Regions from separate parts of the Mus musculus genome. Here region 2 is linked to region 1. The links are chromatin loops, found by intact Hi-C in ENCODE. Cell type or tissue: heart. All regions are shown on one strand. Links, peaks and the distances in the headings refer to the core of each region. The heading gives the core; the rest is flanking DNA. Region 1 overlaps Gm30551 (predicted gene, 30551). Region 2 overlaps Gm52054 (a long non-coding RNA gene).

Region 1 (2,925 bases), core at 117-2,616:
GCCCAACAATTTTCAAACAATAAAAAAAAAAAAAAGATTTACCCCACCCCCACCCAGAGATAACCATAATATTAGTGTTTGTTTCTCTGACTTCTAAATATTACGTATGTTTTAATGACTGTGCATAATACTTGGGAATTTGTTTTAAAAAACTGACACACGGGGCTAGAGAGATGGCTCAGCAGTTAAGAGCACTGGCTGCTCTTGCAGAGGCCCCAGGTTTGATTTCAAGCACCCACAGGGTTGCTCACAATTATCTCTAACTCCATACTCTCTTCTGTCCTCTGAGGGTACAGGTACTCATGTGGTGTACAAAAATGTGTGCAGGCAAAACACCTATACATGTTTTAATAATACAAACATTAAAAATGCACATATTTTCTATGCCGTTGAATAACACGCTACAGTACATTCTAAAAGATCACACTGTATCCCAATTTTTTTGTTTTGTTGGTACTGGAGGTTGAACCTGGGGCCTTATCCAGAAACTGAATTGCATTCTGTCCCACACACCTGATGGAATATCTTCAATAAGCAGAAATTACAAAATTGTGTTGTTCCTAATTCTTTCTTTTACCAGGAAAAGTCTAGCCACCGTTCCTAGCCTCTTAGAGTCAGAAAAGTGGCTCTTTTATATTTGTACCCGAATTTATTACAAACTCTTGCATGTAGTTGTGGGGACAAAGGCATTCTGAACTTACTGGCAGCTTATCCCTAAGCAAAAGGGATTTGATATTCTGAATATCAAAATACCCCTGCCTTTTATCTAATTGTATATCACCTACTAAAATCTGTGCTCTACTCTGACAGGCTTAAGTAGGTAATTTAAAAGTTCCATTTGGTTATTGTCTCATGCATAACTACTGAAACTAGAGTACTGCGTGGTTGAGGGAAAGGATCTCCCAAAGCGGAGTGTTATTACATTGTTACAGTTCCAACTTGGGCCATTTCCCGGGCTGCCCAGAACGTCATCCTTGCAATGTAGCGCTGTTTTCTCTCTAGACTGTTACTTCACACACTGCTACTTACTTTCTATACACACCGTTAACTGCCCCTTTCCTGATTATTAAAACATACTCTTTTCACTGTAGAACATTTATAAAATAAAGATTAAGTCTCCCTGTGGCAAAGAAGGCTTCCTGTCCACCAAAAATCTTGCTCCTTTTGCCCATAATTAGTCTGGGGAGATGTTTTTCCAGCCCACATCTGCAACCAAGCATGGCCAAAGGTGGTGCGCACAGTTCCCTTTCAAGACTAAGCCTTTGAAGTTAAAGGTGGGGTTTCTTTGCAATCTTTCCTCTCTTCTGCCAGAAGGATGCAATTGTTAATGAGGCCCTAGGGGATTTGAGGAACTGCAGCTGGAGAGGGTCTGGATCTTAGTCCTAGAGTTGGAGAGCGCCATCTGCTGGCCACTGGGTTACCCTGCTACAGGGATCCGGCAGTGACACTCCATCTGGTTACATTACACAAGAGCAGTGAGTGATTCAGTCGTTAACACTTTGGTCCAACTTTTAGTTACTTTCCTATGCATTTAAATTATGATTATGTGTGTGTGTGTGTGTGTGTGTGTGTGTGTGTGTGTGTGTGTGTGCGTGCGCGTGTGTGCGTGCGCGCGCGCTCATGTGTTTGCATGCCACATGCCAATATCTGAGGACATCTTTTGGAAGCCAGTTCTCGTGGGACTCAAAAGTCCAGTTGTCCGGCATGTGTAGCTTTGTTTGTTTCCTTCTTTTCCCCGAGATGGGATTTTTGTGTGTGTGTGTGTGTAGCTCTGAATGTCCTAGAGCTAGCTCTGTAGACCAGCTTGGTCTCGAACTCACAGAAATCCACCTGCCTCTGCCTCCCACTTACTGGGACTAAAGGTGTACACCACCACACCTGCTGCAGTTGCCTTGACTTACTGAACCATCTATACATTTTTCCCCCTTCCTTGGTTCAGACTGGATGGTGAACTTTTTTGAAAAGGTTATTGGCATTCATCGCCAAATTGCTTCTGAGAAATGTTGCTTAAATTCCTACGTCAACATGGCCTATAGACCCTCAATCTGTAGATCATTACCCCTTTAGAGGGTCAAATGACCTTTCCACAGTGGTAGTATATCAGATATCCTGCATATCAGATATTTATGTTATGATTCATAACAGTAGCAAAATTACAGTTATAATATAGCAACAAAATATATTTATCATTGGGTGTTACCACAACACGAGGAACTGTATTAAAGGGCTACACTGTTAGAAGGTTGAGGACCACTGCTCTGTACCTTGCTGTAACCTTTTCTGTATGTGTGCACAGAAGGCTCACTTATGCTTACCTGTGTAGCTACAGACCAACACCAAGTGTCTTCTGTCACTCTCATCTCTCTTATTTTTGTGCCTGTTTGTAGGTGTGTGCACATGTCAGAGTATGTGCACACATGTGCAGGTACAAAGCATGTGGGACTCAGAGGTCAATCCCGGTACTGTTCCTCAGATGTTTTGGAGACGCTGGAAGGTGGGGCTTGCTAGTAGGCTTAGCTGGCTGGTCGGTGAGCATCTAGCATCTTTGTGCCTCTGCCATCCCATGCTGGTGTTATAGGCATGGACCACCATGCCTGGCTTTTTACCTGGCTTCTCATGCTTGCATGGCAACCACTTTACTAACAGAGCTACTTCTCTACCCTGCTACAGGTTGCTAGATTCCTAGGAAATTCCTGTTATAGGCTACTGAATAAATACCTTCTGGGACAAGGAACTCCTTTGCCGCATATCTTATTTTCCTAAAACTCTAAAAGTTTTTTGATTTGACATTTGAATAGATCTGGTGTCTTAGGGTTTCACTGCTGTGAACAGACACCATAACCAAGGCAACTTTTATAAAGGGCAATTTTTTTTTAACTTTGTCATTTCCCGCCTCCCCCACCATCTCCTGCCCCACTCTCTCCA
Region 2 (2,925 bases), core at 257-2,756, 74 kb before region 1:
AGTCTCTGTCACTCCATGGAGTCCTACATCATGTCCTTCACGTGCTTTGCCTCAGCATGGGTCTTGCCTCAGAATGTGCATCTAATCAACCCCAGTCCTTGGAGTCCTTTCGAATGCAGCTCAACTATGCAGTGTAAGGCAGACCAATACATGTGTGTTGTTAGCAAAGAATCCTTCATCACGTGTCCTTTCACGTGCTTATCTTAGCAGAACATCTCTCTCCTGTGTCTGCTTCAGGGAAAGGTTCCTTCACGAGTCTGCCTTAGCCTTTCACACCTGTGTCCACTTTAACGAAATGTTCCTTCATGTGTTTGTCCCAGCAAAATACCATCCAACCGACTTTCCAAAGAATGCTTAAGTTTCCACTTCACTTATCTGGAATATCAACCCATCAGAGGCACAGTCAGGAAATCATAAGTTTGAAACCAGCCAGGGTTATATATTAAGAGTCTTTCTCAAATGAAGGAAAAACAATGTATCATTTGAATACATGTCTATCAATACATAATAAATTACACACACATTCAACATGAAGATAAGAATTTCAACAAAATATAAGGATCATACATTATGCCCATGTGAAAATTTTCCTAGAAATACCACATAATTATATCAGTAAGTAAAAAGGGGGATTTGATAACTATCATATCTATTTATGACAAAAAATAAAAAATAAAGTCTAGGAATATAAGGGAACTTTCTTATGTTAGAATCAAGTTGGAAACAATTAAGGACAAAACTCAAAATGCTTATGGCTGGAGGTGAAGGGCTTGCCTGGTGTGCAACAGACCCTGGGTTTGCAGCAAGAGGAGCAAAGAAGCACAAACCCTCAGCTAGCCCACCACAGACAAGGAGACTTCTGGATCCTGAATAGAAAAAGTCCCATGGTTTAGAAGAAGTAAAGACTTGGTGCTTCGCTCCTGGGAGGGTCTTGCTCCAAACACAGGTGTGCATGCACATATACAAGACAGGATGCATTTCTCTCCCTCTCCTCTTCTCTCTCCTCCCTTCCCTCCCACTTTAACTCGGCAGCTTATGAATCCCAGCTAAGTGTTCTGCTACATACCAATGAACTCAGTTCTTGGTTTCTCTAGTCAGGGTATCCTCATGTCGCCCACACTGGCCTCAGGTTCTTGATTATTCTGCCTCAGACTCACATAGATAGAATAATAATATGATAGAGATAGAACAATAGTATGTTTCACCACGCCACAACTATATTTACTTCCAATCTCAAGTCATAAGCATGTCTACAATAGAACTTAATATTCTCTGCTCCTTCCTCATACTGCAGTTCTTCCTTTCTACTGTTTGACACAAATTATGGCATCATTTACCCATCCTCCAAACTGGAGACTTAAACATCTCCTGGTGCTTCTCCATCCATAGATGATCCGTATGTTGCTGAGTGAGCTACATTCACACCCTTCTAAACCAGTCTTCCTCAACGCGCTGTTCACAACCCCAACCCCGCCCCCAGCGGCATTGTCACCTGAACTCCTAAGTTTCTATTTCAGACCTCACTCCCAGCTTACTGAACCAGAGACTCTGGGAGAGAGCCCAGCAACGGCTTCCATAGATTGCCCCACACTCAAGCTGGAGCCAGGGTTCTAAGCTCGTTGTGGTCAGTTCTAGGGGTCTTGTAATTGTGCCCAAACTGAATGCATGGTCACTGTCTTTTTTCCGAGTGCATAACTTTATTCAGGTTTGTTCAAATTTGGGATGATTTATTGCTTTCCACTTACCTTTGTTTTGTATGTTATTTAGCTCAAGCTGATTACTGCACTGAGTACCTACCCAGGCTCGTTGCCTCTAATCTCCATCAACCTTTCACTGTATCTCTACACTGCAGCCAGAGTAGACATAATCTGGATGTTGATATATATATATAATTTTTCCCCTGGAGACAATTACCTGAACAGAAGTTCTTGCCTTTCTTTATTTTGCACTGATAATATTTTAAAAATGCATTATAGATCCAGGAGGTGGTGGTGCACTCCTTTAATCCCAGCACTTGGGAGGCAGAGGCAGGCGGATTTCTGAGTTTGAGGCCAGCCTGGTCTACATAGTGAGTTCCAGGACAGCCAGGGCTACACAGAGAAACCCTGTTTCGTTATTTTTTTTAATTATTTATTTACTTTATATAGGAGTACACTGTAGCTGTCTTCAGGCACACCAGAAGAAGGCATCAGATCCCATTACCGATGGCTGTGAGCCACCATGTGATTGCTGGGAATTGAATTCAGGACCTCTGGAAGAACTGTCAGTGCTCTTAACCGCTGAGCCCTCTCTCCAGCCTGAAACCCTGTTTAAAAAAAAGAAAAACCAAATGAGCAAACAAACAAATAAATAATACATTTAATAATACATACACTTTTAATTCCTCGGGACTTGGGAGAAAAGTGGATCTCTATGAATTCAAGGCCAGTCTGATACACATAGTAACTCCTAGGTCAATAAAGGCTACATAGTGAGAATCTGTCTCACAAAGCACAAAATATGAGAAAGATACATTGTACGTTTAATGTTGTACTCCTTTACAAGGGAGTTAGTTTAAAGTTACATTTAGTGTAGTGTGAGTGGGTAGAGATTAAGAATATAAACAACAGAAACTCAGAGTTTACAAACGTTGCCTTGCTTCCCAATCAGGTGCCAGCCCTTTAACCTACCATTATATTCACCCATCCATCCATCATCCATCTGTCCATCCATTGATCTCCCCAGTGCTGAGATTACAGGTTTATGCCAGTTTCGGGTCTAATGTCTCAACACTGGGCTTTCAAGTAAGCAAGGCAAACATTTACCAATGTAACTACACCCTCATTTCTACTGTTGCTTTAAGACCATCAGAACAAAGGTGAAAAGAGCAACAAAGTCTTTTTGTTTTTGTTTTTCTTCTTTTGTTTTTTTGAGACAGGGTTTCTC

Evidence for each region. Hi-C counts contacts between places; a loop is a spot of excess contacts. Peaks named below come from ENCODE experiments on the same cell type or tissue, not always from the same donor. Only the 100,000 strongest peaks of a DNase experiment are listed, where the experiment ranks them.
Region 2: it touches region 1 in a loop (6-fold over the local background); 17 of 42 quality-filtered maps call a loop at or near these places.

What each region holds. Positions count from the first base shown.
Region 1 is chr13:103,702,067-103,704,991 of GRCm38, reverse strand. The region is part of intron 1 of Gm30551 (predicted gene, 30551); the gene reads left to right. Among named protein-coding and RNA genes, the nearest start is that of Gm30551, 4.1 kb to the left of the region's middle. In heart, for the core only: a CTCF peak has its summit at 1,396 (motif pointing left); a DNase peak (open chromatin) is centred at 1,401.
Region 2 is chr13:103,775,897-103,778,821 of GRCm38, reverse strand. It overlaps Gm52054 (a long non-coding RNA gene), which reads right to left. Exons shown (of 4, transcript XR_003950659.1): 2 at 1,915-2,305; 3 at 1,067-1,152; 4 at 1-375. Among named protein-coding and RNA genes, the nearest start is that of Gm52054, 2.7 kb to the right of the region's middle. In heart, for the core only: no CTCF peak of the experiment used is centred there; a DNase peak (open chromatin) is centred at 1,481.